Linked DNA regions of Mus musculus: region 2 is linked to region 1. A link is a loop called in an ENCODE intact Hi-C map of the cell type or tissue named here. Cell type or tissue: heart. All regions are shown on one strand.

Region 1 (8,000 bases):
TTCGTATGTGATGCTAAGGCTCAGCCCCACATGTTTCACTTTTCTGATGCTACCAGTATCTCTCACAGGGTTCTGCCTACAAAGGACATTACAGAGGGGCTGAGCCCGATGGCATAGGGCTGTAATTCTAGCTACTTGGGAAGCTGTGGCAGGTGGATCACAAAGTTCAGGGTTAGCTTTGGCAACTTACTCAGACTGGTTTTCAAAAAAAAGAAAGTCTACTGGGGATATAGCTCATACTATGTAGCAAGCTGCTTTAGGCTCAACTCCCAGCACTGCAAATTAATGAATAAACGAATAAATAAAAGCAAATAAGTCAACAGGGGGAGATTAGAAGGCAAAAACTGAGCCCCCAGTACTGCAAATAAACAAACACATACACACACACACACACATACTTGACAAAGCAAACAAGTCAATAGATTAGATGGCAGGAGAGGGACTTCCCTCTTTCCACTTGCCTTATCATTTGCTGTTTGACTTGATTTTACCCTTATTTTTGGGATTACTTTTGGCATTATTCTACTTGCACATCATTCCCTGAGCAGTAGAAGAGCCAACCTGAGAGCTTCCTCCTGGAGGTCTGAGCTATATCCCAGCTGGGTCATGCCTTACTGCTCAAGTGCTTTAGTCCAGACTTGATCTCCCTTTTCACTAGCCCTAGGGGTGGTAGCTGATCCACAAAGCAACTTCCTTTGGGTTACCTCAATGTCATCTCTGGCCCCTCCCTGCATTTTATTTTATTTTATTATTTATTTTGTGATCCTCTGAGACAGGGTCTCACTATATACCCATGCTGGCTTTGAACCTGGGGTGATCCTCCCAATAATGGGGTGACAGGCATGAGCCACCAAACCTGGCGTCAGTTTTTTCAGTCCATTAACACATAATCCTAAATTTCCTCCATTGTGGTAAAATGTGATTTCTGTTTTTCTGAATAAAATGTTTCTAAATTATCTCCAAACAAATCCAAATCCATTAGCAAGGTAGCCAGCGTTGGGAAGTGTTGATACTTAAGATTTTCAGGGATTACTAGACATTAGATATCAACAGACATTATGCAAACTGAGCCAGACATAGAGCTATAAGCCTGTAATCTCAGTGTCTTAGAAAGCTGAGGCAGGATGCTCCTAAATTTGAGGCCAGCTTGGGAGATTCAGTAAGACCCTGGGCAGCATATGTCCACATATGTAATCTTGGGTGTAACCTGCTAAGGGTGAGCATAGACATCGTTGGGAACAAGCTAGAGAAACTCATTCTAAGGATTTCATTTTCAGACTCCATTTCATTTTCAGACTCCATTCGACTATACAGAGAAACTAAATTCCAGGTCCCAGGTCCCAGGGGAGCTGGGGATTCCCAGTAGCTGAACAGCTTCTGTCGTAAGGAAACAGTTGCCTGAGTCCAGACATCTCAAGGACAACTTCTCCATCTTGTCGGCAGCGTCAAACAAGTTCCTGTTCCCAGGCCCAGGGACCAACTCCAGTCCTGATGGATGGACACTCCCTTGTTCAATCCTTATGTCAAAGTATGATTGGACAACGGTATGGCCTACCCTGCTCCCCCTTGCTCTATGGCTTAATGTGAATGAAATTTCTTTAATATAAATGTGGCTGTGAATTAATCTGGTGACTGTATTTATTTATGTTATGCTAGTCCCCAGTAACTTCACAGAGAAATCAAGATTTATTTAAAACTACGCCTCATTACCCATAGTTAAGTGATCTATCCTAAACTTCTGCGCTAATGTGGCTACCTCCCAGCCCCATCCCGTGATAATGACCCAGCTCTTCAGACCCCTTCTTCATGGCTCCACTTCCTCCATCCTGCTGCTGATCTGAATCTCCCTCTCTCCCTCTCTCCTTCCTCTGGCTGGTGGGTGCGACTGTCTTTTCTACCCAGCCACTGGGTGATCAGCATTTATTGACAAGGCACAGAATAAGAACTGTTTTACACACAAACCTGAGACAGGAGATTCTTGGTATAAGCATTACAATGCTGTGTCTGGACTGAAACAAGGTATGAGGGCAGAGAAATCAGCATTTGATTAACACAGTGTATAAAAACATTATGCCTACAGTTTTATCCTTTTTAAAAAATTTTTATGCTGTACAATGTCCTTTCAGGGTCATAGTTCAGCTCCTGTCACTGTGGTCTTTAGAAGACGAGTTGGGTTCCTAGCACCCACTCGCAACTAACAACTGTCTGGTATTTCAGTTCCAGAATTTGGTGCCCTCTTCTGGTCTCTGAGGGAACTGCATGTAAGCAAAACCCATCACACATAAAAGAAAGTTGGTTTTTTTTTTTTTTTGAATTGCTACTTGCTTCTCAGTAGAAACAAGAGCTAGAAAACATCAGAATGATCTACTGAAAAAGTACTGAAAAACAACTCTTTAGTGAAACAACTCTTTCTCATTTCTTGTAGGATAAACTCTAAGGACCTCAGCTTTCCTAACACATTGCTTCAAATCTAGCCACTGTCTGCTCCATCAACATTACTATAATTGCTTAATGTCTTTAGACTTGGTAACTCCCTCCCAAGCCCTTCTTTTTGCTCAAATAGTCTTACTACACATTTCCCTCTCATTGTGGCTTAATGCCCATCTGTCCCTACATACAACTGTTGATATGGTTAGCACAGAAATAATACAGGTTGGTTTAAATCTCAATATCTGACACTGGTGTGGACTCAAGATCTGCAGTGCCTATTTTAGCACCTTCCATACAAGGTAGACTCTTTCCTATAACAGCATAACTATACTAAATCCAGAAGTTAAGTTTATTTAGTAGGGCCCACTAATGTTTACACTTCAATATCAAGTCTGTGATAACTTCTTGATAGCAGATAGGTAGGATTTTCTTCCTCCTAAACATTACTGTATGATAGGGACACTAAACTAGGTCATTCTAACTATATAAGCTGTCAATAGCTTACTGGGAAAGGTCTTAAGATATGGAGGATTCTTATTTCCTTTATTACCCCAAATATCCTCCTTTGGAGTTAATGGGGGTCAGCTGCCTGTATGTTTTTGCTTTTGAGATAGCATCTCTCTATGTAGCCTTGACTGTCCTAGGATTTGCTACATAAACCAGGGTGGCCTTGAACTTGCAGAACTTGAACCTGTCTCTGCATATATATATATATATATATATATTTGTCTTTTTGTTTTTTGAGACAGGGTTTCTCTGGGTAGCCCTGGCTGTCCTGGAACTCACACTCAATCTGTAGACCAGGCTGGCCTCGATCCACCTGCTTCTGCATGCATCACCCCCTTCTCTTCGGTATGTATGTTTTTAAATATATAATTTGCATTACTTACTTTTGATACTAACAATAGGCAGAGTATCCTTTCCCCAGTTTTATGTTCTACTTTTCTCAACTAAACTCAGGATTAAAAGGGGCTACAGGTAACTTGTATTTTACCTAGGGCAGGCCACCCATGTATTTATTAACATGCAATTAAGTTAAAAGCAGAAAACAACTTTTTAGGATTTACAGGTAGGGCTTGTAGTATAGCTAAAGGAAGGGGCTGAGATTCAGTGATTAAGAGCGCTGGTCTTCCAAGGGGCCTGAGTTTGATTCCCAGCACCCACAGGGTGGTTCAAAACCATCTGTAACTCCAGTTCCAGAAGATCCTATACCCTCATTTGACCTCCATGGGCAGCAAAATTATACACAAGTATAACACAAGTACACCAAACACTCGAACACACAAAGAATAAAAATGAATTTTTAAAAGATGAAAGGAAGCTGTATTAATTCCTCGATTGTTGAGGATGATGTGCTAGGCACGAGGTGGGCGTGGGTGAAACAGTTCTTTTAATAGACTTTGCAATCTAGGTATATGGGTGCAGCTACGCTGGAGGCAAAAACTCGTGTTTCCATAAAATTACCTAACCTAGAATGTTTCTTTTAGGTGCCACACCCACACTAAGCAACAAAGGTGATTGGGAAATAGTGAGGCAGGTTATGAGTCGCTGTAAGGCAAGTTAGGAAGGAGAGCCGATTTATTGATGCCTTCCTTGGCAGGTGGCTGGGACTGTGCCACTGCCATACTCACCCCTAGGGCAGAAGTAACTGTCCTTTTCACAGGACTGGAAGCCGGGAATGAAGGCTACCCACGCGCCAGGGCACTCGGAAGTTGCTCGCAAAGCTTATTTTGGTTGTGGTTTTCATTAACAAACATCTTACATTTTTCCCCCGAGGCTTCATTTTCTTTGTCGCTCCCTGTCCCTAAGATCTGCAGCTGGTCGGCCCTTTCAGATGCAGGCACCAGAGTAGTCTGGGTTGAACTCGGGACCGCTGTTCGACATTAATGAGCGATTTAAAATGAATGACAGGTTTTAGTAGCAGTGGGAGAGGCGGAAAGTAAGCAGCCACCGAGGAGGCTAGGGGAGAACAGGGCGGTGGGGCCCGGCGCTCCTCACCTTCTGTCCAAAGGCCGCGCAGTCTCAGCTCAGGGACCACTCAGGGCCCGCGCTTGATTGACAAGCCCGCTCGCCCAATCCCGGAGCGGCGCATTCCGCTGAAGCGTCAGGGGCGGGCGCAGGAGGCGATGGAGCCTATTAGATTGGGCGTGGAGCGGGTTTCCTGCCCGCAACGGTCCGCCCACCGGTTGCGCGCGCCCCGCCCCTCTCCGAGAGCTACGCGGCGGCGCAGCACAGGCCTCGTGCGGTAACGGCATCCGGGCAGCCGCGGTGGCGTCCCGGTGCGGTCCTCAGGTGACTGGAGCCGAGGGCTCGGCGGAGGGAAGGTGAGACGGCCTCGCTCGCGTGCGGACACACGCACAGTCCTTTCGGTCTCCCGGTCGGTCCGCTCTGCCTGCTAGTCTCTAGTCGCTTCCTCTTTCCCCGGCGAAGTTGGCCCGGGGGCGCCGTCTGCTGGCGGCGGAGCGGAGCGGAGGGGGCGGGGAGGCCGCTCGGCGGAGCTCGGGTGTCCGCGGTGCAGCCCGGTGACCCCGCGGCCTCTGGCCTGAGCTGCGAGCGCCGGTCGGGGAGGCGGGCAGGCAAGTGTGCGGCGCGCTGCCTCGGCGGTTCTCCGCAGAAAGCCCTGTCGGCGGTCTGTGTCGGTGTCCGAGGCCGGGACGGTAGGCTGGCAGGAAGGGCGCTCTCACCTCCAGCCGCCAGCCTGAGGAAGCCGAGAGGGGGGACATCCTCGGGGCGCGCCCTCCCCTCCCCCTCCCGTTCCGGAGCAGGAGAGATGTGGGTGTCCGGGGGCTGTTGAGGTGGGGTTGGTCCAGGAAAAGCAGTCCTCTGGGTTGGTTTCGTACTGTTGTCGTACGGGTTTCCGTGCTAGGTCGGTTCAGTGTTAACAGCTGGGTTGGAAGGAAGCTGGTTTTTTGTTCAGGGTTGAGGACCGTAACATGACCGGTTAACGTCGAGCCGAGCTGAAGTCACCCGAAGAAAAATACTGCCCTTAGTTAGGAAAGAATTCACAGGAGTTAGGAAAGAACGAGATGAAGAAAACTTCCTGACCCCATCTTGGGTGGGGAGCAGTGAGAATCCAGGGTTCGGCCAAAAAAACGGGTCAAGTTTTGCAAGAAGCGTTCCATTTTCAAAAGCTTTGGTAGCTTGATGATGATCAATCAGCCTTAACGGTTTCTTAAGCACCTGGAAATCAATTGTGTGCTTTCAGCCTTTAGCGACGTCACAACATGAACAGAGAAATAGTCCAAGGAGAAAGTTTTGATTGATCATTTTCAGTCTTGTTTTTAAATAGATATTCTCTTCACATCGTGATAGTTAAGTCAAAGCGTATGCGTTGGTTGATTAGTACTTTTTTTTCATCGTGGCCACATGTGGTGCTTTCTCTGGGAAAACTTCTGTAGGAATTGGCTAGAGTAACTAAAGCGTACATTGTGTTGATGTCTCCGCTGTATGTATGAGCATTATGTTTGAAAAGATTTGCCTCCCCAGCAAGCATTTTAAATTGTTTAGGTTTCCAAGCCCAACAGATCCGTGTATTAATAAGTCGACACGTTAATGTATTGCCTTATTAAACATTGAGTGATAGTTTATGCTGCTGATTTTCTAATTTGAGAACTTCGTTCTAGAGTTCAAGGCTTGTTGTGATTATTATTGTAAATAAATTCCTTCTCAGGAGAACTTGAAAAAAAATGAATTAACTCTGGCAATGTGGAAGAATGGATGCTTTCAATGCCAGAAAATCAAATGATTATTTCACTGTTAAGTAAAATTGGAGGAAACGTGAACTGAGCATTTAACAAATCCAACAGTTTGACGACAATTTGACAGGCCTGCCTGATTCTCACTTTAACCTATCAAGGAAATAGAACTTCAAAGTCTTCCCTTCACAACTGATGCCCCACGCCTCCAAGCTGTCTTTCATTAGCGATACATTAGTAGCATGCTTTCAGGAACCCAGACATAAACCTTAACATTGTACTGTTTTTTTGTAGTTGTTTTCTTTAAAAAAAAAATCTTACCTTTGTATTCTTATATATTGTTTTTCAGTTTCTGAACTACTCAGTAACTCTAACTGGATTTTCTGCCTGGAGGATCTCAAATGTGTTCTGCCTGTGCTGATCTTAAAATAATACTTTGAACATATTTTTCACTGTTTAGACACTAGTAATATCTTTCCTCTAGATTCCAGTCTTTTAAGGGTTTATTTTTATTTTATGTGTTTTGTAGTGTTTTGTACGACATGTGCTGTGGACTCTGGGGACAGAACAGAGATCCTCTGCAAGAGCTCTTAACCACTGAGCCATCTGTCCTAATACAGAAACATTCTCTGCAAACTACTAACTTTGCAAAGGAAAAGTTCGCTAAGCTTTCCTTCTTCCTTAATTTCCTTCCTCCCTTCCCCGCCCTCTCTTCTCTTTCCCTCTCCTGTCTCTTTTGCCTTCCCTCAGTTTTGGGGTGAGACCAATGGCTTCTCATAAACCTTTGAGGTGTATCATCAGTCTAAAGTTCTATTTTTTAAAAAAGTGATTGGTTATTATATTTTCTACACCCAGAGTCAGGACAGCTTGTGAGGGGTCAGTTCTCTGTCCCCCACAGAGGTCCCATGAAGTGAACTCAGGTTTTTAGGCTTGGCTGTAGGTACCTTTAACTACAGAGGCATCTTGACACCCATCCAGAGTTACATTGTTTTACATATTGTTAAACATTTTTAAAAAGTGTGTGCTTGTATGTATGTTGAGGGCATGATATGTGCACAAGAGGCAGGTGCCTGAAAAGGGAGGCCAGGAGAAAGTGTCAGATACTTACAGGGGGTCACAAGCCTCCTGTTGTAGGGAATCAGCCTTGGATCTTTTGCAAGAACCATACTTGAATTTAACTGGAGACATCTTTCCAGTCCCTAGAAATTTAATTGTGATTTGAGTGAAGGTTGTCAAGATTTTCTGTTACCTATGTTAAACTGAGTCTTTGTTTGTTTGTTTCGCACGCCCTCTTTCTTTTTAAGTTAGCGCACAGAGCGGTGTGTTTTGTGATGACATTTGCTTGTGTAGTTATTGCTGTGCTTTTTTCTTAAACATCCTTTCCCCAGCTGACTTTTTTTTTCCCCTTGCTTTTTAATTTTATATGGATTTGTGTCATGATATCATGGAACGTTGTTGAAACACTGGAATCTAGCCTTTTGTTTTCTAGATTGAGAACGTGAAATCCATGCTAAATATCTACTGACATGTCCACATCTTGATGTTGGGGCAGAGCTGAGACTCAAAGTCATCTTATTCAAGTGTCATGTGTTCTTTATGATACCATATTATTACCTTGTGCAATATGTAATTTTCATTTTGTGTTTTCCCCCTAGAGATCCAACACTTTTATTTTGAGGTGGGCTCTCAAATCGTTGCTCTAAATTGTTGCTCAAATTTTGTTCTAATGTGATCTTCCATCTCCTGATTTCAGCCTCCCAGTAGCTGGGATTCCGGGCATATGACCTTTTAATTTGTATTTTTCAGACTCCATATATTAGAAGTGTTAACAAATTCAATTGTCTGTGTAGTTGAGTCCTGTAGCCCCCTAAGAAG
Region 2 (8,000 bases), 520 kb before region 1:
TCCGCCCCTCCCCCACGTGCTCTCCAATCCGGTCTCCCAGGCGTGTGGGTTGTGGTGAATTGGGGTAGCGGGCACGGTCTCCCCTCGCGTGGGCTGCCCGCGTCGCGCCGTGGGGCGGAGGTGGGGGGAGGGTGTTCGGGGACCGGAGTTGACCCCAGTGGGAGGATGGCAGCCCAGCCCCGGCCTCGCCGGCCTCCTCCCGGAACCTAGCGCGTGGCGGGCCGTGGACTAGGCGCTGGCCCACAAGTTTGAAAGCCACTCCTCTAGGTCCCCAGCGAGCCTGCCCTTGTGCGTGGACACAGCCCGCGATGTATGCTCTGGTTCTGTAGAGTCCGAAAGTGTCTGAGTCCTTCGTTGTTCTGCATTAAAACACACACACGCACACACAAAGCTTTTGCCTTTTTTGCAGAAGGCTGAGGACACTTGGATATAAATAAAGCCTAACAGCGTGATTCTCCCCTCTCAAAATACAAACCCGTTTTTGGGTAGCACAAATAGAAACTGCTCTTCCGACATGATATTTTTTGCACATACTAACGCTGTACACGTTCACAAAGTGAAGCTTATGAGGTGTGCAAACCTTTTACATATGTGTGCTTATGGTATACCAAAATGCTAATTTTAGGGACTGGCCCATAAGTTATCAAGGAAACACAAACAATCTTACGACTTGAAGACAGATTCTGTTTTTTTGTTTTTCTTTTAGTAAAGCCTAACATACAGTACCAGTAAGAATCCAACTTCTTAATTTTATATATCAGCAGAGTAAGCTGTGGAGGATGTATTTAGTAGTCACACGTGGGAAACGATATGTATTCTAAAATTAGCTCATTTTAAAGGCTCCATCTGCCATTTTCTCTTTATGATAGCTATTTTCTAAGGTCACTTCCAAACAAAACCGTTATACAGATCTATTTTTATTCCAGGTTCCTCTTAGGTCTTCTTCCACTGCACGCAGGTTGCTCTCCTCCAAAGGAGAAACTTGAAGGATAAAAGCCCAGGACTGCTTACATCCAGGCAGGCAGCATAGATGAGTCGTCACCCTGGGAAACAGACTACTTGCAGGCATTTTTTTCCCCCTGTAACTAGATTTTTAAAATCTTTGGGAGTTGCACACCCCAATTTAAGATTAATTCTATTGATGGTCTGTGTGAGTCAGAGTTAAATCCATTCTTTTTTCAGCTTCTGAATTGGTTGCAACTGGTAATAGATTATGGCACTAACGAGCACATCAACTTGAACTGTACCCCTTTCTTTTATTAGCCTGCTTGAGCCTCGCTTGAACAGGAATCAAATGGATTGTTTATAGAAAATGAATTGCTTAACCTAAATATTTAGGGGGAAAATCACATAAAGGTCAAGCCCATTAAGAGTGCCCACCTAGCCGGGCGTGGTGGCACACACCTTTAATCCCAGCACTTGGGAGGCCGAAGCAGGCAGATTTCTGAGTTTGAGGCCAGCCTGGTCTACAGAGTGAGTTCCAGGACAGGCTATACAGAGAAACCCTGTCTCGGAAAAAAAAAAAAAAAGAGTGCCCACCTAAGATCTTTTTATATATTAGCCATTTTAGGGGGAAATCCGGTTAATGTCTTGCAAGTGATTACTTGACAGCCAATGTATACAGCCTGGGTGTAAAACTGCCAGTTATCTGAATAAATGCTCTATTTTACAATAAGTAGTTTGTGATTTACAACATTATTTCAGAGAAGGTTGTATATTCTACACTATAATTAGCATCATATATCTATCTATGTGGTATATTTCTCACATTTAATGAATCACTATGATAGCAATAACTAAAACCCATATTTTTGCCTGAGTTACTTTCACACAGCTGTGACCACAGTTCCAAAAAGAAACAAGATTTATTTCACTCATGGTTTCAGAGGGTTTCAGTTCATCTTAGTGGGGGAGACGGGGTCCCCACATGCAGGCTGTTCATACCACATAAGCCAGGAAACAGGGCTTCAGGAACAAGGGACGGAGTCTAACATCCAAAAATTTACATTGAATGCCCTGCTTCTACCAGCTAGGTCTCAGTTCCTTAATGACCCCCAAAATGGGCAGACCATCTGGGAAACAAGTATTCAAAACATGAGCCCAGAAAGGTGTTTCTGATTCATATTCACATCGACATTCACATTTAAATTTCTTCTAAGACCCTCTTTCTGTTCCAGGAGACCACATTAATTTAGACACACTGTCTCCTTGGCTTCCTCTTGGCATCCAAGTAGATTTTCATCTTCTCCGACAATCTTCAGTGCAGGCTGTTTAGTATTCACTGTTTATCTGAAATTGAGATTCAACAGCATTCTGCATTTTATCTGGCAACCTAAGGTATGTTGACTTTTTTTGATGACTGGGTCTAATTTGGTAACCCGGGCTGACCTCAAATCCTGGGTCCTCCTCAGGCTCTGAATATTGGTATTACAGGCATGCAGAGACTCCAGGGTCAGCATTCTAATAGTCCTGCTAATGGGGTTATAAATTGATACAATATTTCTTAAGGTCAACTGGCAATATTCATAGCTTATAAAGATGGAAAAGCCCCTCTTTCGAGTCTTGGCTCCAAGATGACCAAAAAAAAAAAAAAAAAGAAAAAGAAAGAAGAAACAATGGTTGTGCCAAAAAGGGCCGTGGCATGTGCAGCCAATTTGCTGCACGAACTGCGTGCCCAAGGATAAGGCCATTAAGAAGTTTGTCATTCGGAACATTGTAGAAGACACTGCTGTCAGAGACCTATCTGAAGCAAATGTCTTCGATGCCTATGTACTTCCCAAACCCTACATCAAGCTGCATTATTTCGTGAGCTACGCCATCCCTAGCAAGGTCGTCAGGAATCAATCCCGTGAAGCCGGGAAGGACCCGACACTCCCACCACGATTCAGACCTGCACCGCGACCTCCACCAAAACCCATGTAAAGAGGTGGTTTTGTAAGGGCAGAAGGAAAACTACCCTGGAAAAATAAAATGGAAGTTGTACTTTAAAAAAAAAAAAAAAAAAAAAAAAAAGCCAGGCGTGGTGGCGCCACAAACTGTTAATCCCAGCACTCGGGAGGCAGAGGAAGGCAGATTTCTGAGTTCAAGGTCAGCCTGGTCTACAAAGCGAGTTCCACGACAGCCAGGGCTAGACAGAGAAACCCTGTCTCAGAAAAAAGAAGGAGGAGGAGGAGGAGGAGGAGGAGGAGGAGGAGGAAAAGCCTCAGAATCAACAGTTCTACTGCTCCTAATTCATTATAATGTTAGATTTTCCTAAAGATTCTTGTCTCGTGGCAGGTTTTACTGGCTGGCCTGGAAATGTAGCTGAGGATAACCTTGAGCTCCAGGTCCTCCATCCCCCACCCCCAAGTGCTAGGGTCACAGTCATGTGCCTCTACTACCTGGTGGTTGGTTCCTGGTAATTTCAGTCTTTCTGTCCTTTCACAGAACCTCAAGTGTAAAGAAACAATATATCGCATTGAAAGAATTCATTCCATTGAAACATTGTATTACACCGAAACATTGTATTACCTTCGAAACAATGTGTTATGTTGAAACAATGTATTACATTGTTAAGTCCAAATAGTCTATATGATACTTAATAGCCATATGTCAAAGTAGCACAGATACATGTCACTGTTAAATAAATGTTGTCTTTACTAGTAAGATAGTTATACTTCTTAGCCTTCACAAAGGACTCCAATTCAGTTCCCAGCACCCACATGACAGCTCCAGGGAAATCTGGAGCCCTCTTCTGGCCTCCATAGGTACTACAAGCACATGGTATCCAGACATAATTGTAAACAAAACATTCATACACATAAAAATAACTTTTTGCCAGGTAATGGTGGTGCACGCCTTTAATCCCAGTACTTGGGAGCCAGAGGCGGCAGATTTCTGAGTTCGAGGCCAGCCTGGTTTACAAAGTGAGTTCCAGGACAGGCAAGGCTATACAGAGAAACCCTGTCTCAAAAAACAAAAAACAAAACAAAAATAACTTTTTGGGATGGAGAGATGGCTCAGCGGTTAAAAACACTGACTGCTCTTCTGAAGGTCCTGAATTCAAACTCCAGCAACCACATGGTGGCTCATAACCATCTGTAATGAGATCTGATGCCCTCTTCTGCTGTCTGAAGACAGCTACAGTGTACTTACATATAATAAATAAATAAATCTTTTTAAAAAATAACTTTTCAGTGTTCCAGATACATCACCTCCTTGATTAGGAATGTATAATGATCTAATGTTGAAACCATGGTCTATATGGAGGTAACAGTTTATAGTACATTCAATAAATATATATTTCATGCTCCCTCAAAACGTTGATAAATAGGCCAGGCATGGTAGTGCATTCCTTTAGTTTCAGCAATTGGGAGACAAAGAATGGTGGATCTCTGTAAGCCAGCCTGGTCTACATACAGAGTTAGTTCTAGGACAGCCACAGCTATACAGTGAGACCTTGTCTTAAAAAAAAATTGGTAAATAAACCCTGTGTTTTCCTATGAGTTTATGTCATTGTAATTAATTCAATCCAAATTTCTCATTTGAAGCACTACCTATACTATCATACATCTATTTCATAGAATACTATTTTGATATTAAAATAATTATAAGGCTGGTGTGGTTTGAATAAGATGACCCCATAGTCTTGTGCATTTGGACACTTGTCTCTCAATTGATGGCACTGTGTAGGAAGTGTAAGAGGTGTAGCCTTGTTGGAGGAAGTATTCACTTGGGGCACGTTTCGAAGTTTCAAAGCCTCACTCCATTCCCAGTGTGCTTTCTCTGCTTCACACGTGTGAAGATGTGAGTTCAAGATGTGAGCTCTGGGCTGCTGCTACTGCTACCTGCTGTCTCCACTCTAAGCCTAGAACCATTAGCCCAAATAAACTCTGTCATAGGTTGCCTCGACTGTGGTGTTTTTAATCACAGCCACAGAAAAGTAAAAATATAGCTAGGCAAGGTATACACACACACCTGTAGTTCCAACATTTAGAAAGCAGAAGCAGGGGGCAGGAGAGATGGCTCAGTGTTTAAGAACACTGACTGCTCTTCCAAAGGTCCTGAGTTCAAATCCCAGCAACCACATGGTGGCTCACAACCATCTGTAATGAGATCTGATGCCCTCTTCTGGAGTGTGTCTGAAGACAGCTACAGTGTACTTACATATAATAAATAAATAAATCTTTTTTAAAAAAAGAAAGAAATCAGAAGCAGAAAGATCACTTTAGGCAAGCATTCAAGACAAACCTGGACAACATAACAAGTACATGTTTTGAACTAAGTTAATTTTGTGTGTGTGTGTGTGTGTGTGTGTGTGTGTGGTTACGTGTATGTGAGTGCAAGTGCCCACAGAAGCCAAAGGTATAGCCTCCAATTTCTTTGGAGCTAGAGCTACAGACACTTGTGAGCCTCCTACTGTGGATGCTGGGGACCAAACTCAGATCTTATACAAGGCCTGTACAAGAGAAATGTCTGCTCCTAGCTGAGTATCTCTCCAGCCCCATACTTTTTTTTCCCCCAAGAGTCTCATATGATACCCAGTCTGGCATCGACCTCACTATGTAGCTGAGAATAAGTACAAGCATAAACCAACATGCCCACTGAATATCTATTTATCAAAACTAGGCATGGTAGTGCATACATATAAGGCATACCTGTAAGCTCAAATACTCACATACATGAAATAGATAGACAGATAGATAGATAGATAGATAGATAGATAGATAGATAGATAGATAGATAGAAAGAAAAAAACTGAGAAAATGCCTTACAGATTTGCCTGAACTTCATGTTATGGAGGTGTTTTTCTTAATTGAGGCTCCGTCCTCTCAGATGATTTTAACTTGTATCAAGTTGACATAAAACTAGCCAGCACGGGCTGGAGAAATGTCTCAGCGGTTAAGAGCACTGACTGCTCTTCCGAAGGTCCTGAGTTCAAATCCCAACAACTACATGGTGGCTCACAACCATCCGTAATGAGATCTGATGCCCTCTTCCTGTGTGTCTGAAGACAGCTACAGTGTACTTACATATAATTAATAAATAAATAAATCTTTAAAAAAAAAAAAACTAGCCAGCATAGGGAGATTGTAGAAAATACAATGGCTCTGATTATTCTGTGCACACTTATGGTAAGTTAAGTGTTCCTGTCCCAATCTCCATCCCTACCAAGTGCTCGCCCCTTTCATCACAACTTCCACACTATGTGTAGCTGTTGGTTTCATCCTGTTGTCTCCTCTTTACACTGTAACTGCTGAAAAGCCAGAATATGTGCCCTGTCTTTTTTTTTTAATTATTTATGTATTTATTTACATGAGTAAACTGTAGCTGTCTTCAGACACACACCAGTAGAGTGTGCATCAGATCCTATTACAGATGGTTGTGAGCCACCATGTGGTTGCTGGGAATTGAACTCAGGACCTTTGTGAGAGCAGTCAGTGCTCTTAACCTCTGAGCCATCTCTCCAGCTCTGTGCCCTGTCTTTATTCTCATTGTTTTGTTTGGGGGTTTGTGTTTGTTTTTGTTTTGTGGGCTTTTGAGGTTTTGGTTTTTTGTTTGTTTGGTTGGTTAGTTGGTTGGTTTTGCCCTTCTTGTTGCCTGGCATAGGGTTTGAAGAGCATGGGAATTAGGTCATTGTCAAATTACTAGAACTCTGATGTCTGAGAAGCTGCCAGTACAGGCATGGGCAAACGCTAGTCTTTTTCTTAGGAACGGTCATAAAACTGGCCATCTTTAAGACAATTCTCCCTTCATCTTCATCAATGTCAAATCTAAGTTACTTAATGAAACCCACAGGCTAGATGGACTTGAAACTCTCTCAGAATATCATACACAAGCATGTATTGATTGCACTCGAACAGTTTGGATACAGTAAATTAAATTGTTGACATTAAGCTTTCAAAAAAAAAAAAAAACAAAGGCCAGGCTGGCAATACAAGGGACTTTCTGAAGGGTTAGGATCTTTTGAAATTCTGAAATAGTGGTCTGCTTTCCTTCCCTGTCTGCCAGTATCCACTTCTTTTAAAAAAAAAAAATCACTTTTTAAATTGAAAATTAAAGTTAGCAAACAAAATAAAGGAAACTGTGCAACCCTGGCTGTCCTGGAACTTGCTCTGAAGACAAGGCCGGCCTCTAACTCCTTACAGCATTTTTATTCTCATGGGTTGTGTTTTGTGTCCTCTAATTTTTCTTCCTCCCCCCAAATTTGCATTGCAGTGATGTTCCCTCTTCAAACGTCTTAACTTTCATTCTCCCTTCTGGCCCAGTATCCTAGCTCATCATCACCTTCACCATTACACCTTTGCCAACCAGACTTTTAGCACATGCCTAACCTGCACTTACAATAGAGAACAACGGACAACCTCAATCTACAGGGAAGTGCCAGCAGCTTAATTTAAAATCAAGTTAAATGTACAAGTTCAGAGACTAGCTAGATAAATACTTAAAAAAAAAAAAAAAAAAAAAACTCAGCTAAATGCAGACTGGCCTTTCTCCCAGTGCAGCTGGGGTTGACCTCAACCAACCGATTCCCCAGCCCCCACCTCTGAATGCCGAGATTGCAGGCATGCTCCAACTGTCCTCCACTGTTTTATGTGGTGCTGGAGATCCAACCCAGGGCTTTGTGCATGCCAGGCAAGTACCCGCCATCTGATAATATTCACAGCCCCAGAACAATACTTTATAGAAAACCCATCATCAGATGAAATTAAACCAGGATCTGATCCAGGCCACCGCTTCTGTCCTTTTCTTGGTTCCTCTAGGACCTACCAGGCTTCCTCCTCCATTCCCTGCTGTTTGGAGGTCAGAGTCCCCTGCAGGCCAGGGTCAGCACCTCAGGGGAGGGACTTCACTTCCATTCCTGTGACTATTTCCCTATGACACTGTTCAGATCAACATACTCAATGCATTTATTTCATCTAAACAACACTTAGCAATCTTAGCACCCATTTATTTTACATCTTTGGCTTCATCCTCCCTGATTCTAACCTCAACAAAGTGCCTTGCTTATTGGCTGTCCT

Evidence for each region. Peaks named below come from ENCODE experiments on the same cell type or tissue, not always from the same donor. Only the 100,000 strongest peaks of a DNase experiment are listed, where the experiment ranks them.
Region 2: it touches region 1 in a loop (2.2-fold over the local background); 5 of 42 quality-filtered maps call a loop at or near these places.

The regions. Positions count from the first base shown.
Region 1 is chr9:100,542,749-100,550,748 of GRCm38, reverse strand. It overlaps Nck1 (non-catalytic region of tyrosine kinase adaptor protein 1), which reads left to right and starts at 4,615. Exons shown (of 4, transcript NM_010878.3): 1 at 4,615-4,754. Gm46139 reads right to left here. Exons shown (of 2, transcript XM_017313741.1): 2 at 1-5,292. The coding sequence ends at 4,645. It also overlaps a transcript of Slc35g2 not described here. In heart, CTCF peaks have their summits at 2,244 (motif pointing left), 4,672 and 4,882 (motif pointing left); DNase peaks (open chromatin) are centred at 4,538 and 5,148; H3K4me3 peaks cover 2,917 bases; H3K27ac peaks cover 2,361 bases.
Region 2 is chr9:101,065,701-101,073,700 of GRCm38, reverse strand. It overlaps the pseudogene Gm46140. Among named protein-coding and RNA genes, the nearest start is that of Msl2, 5.1 kb to the left of the region's middle. In heart, a CTCF peak has its summit at 3,735 (motif pointing left); no DNase peak of the experiment used is centred here; H3K4me3 peaks cover 979 bases; H3K27ac peaks cover 1,132 bases.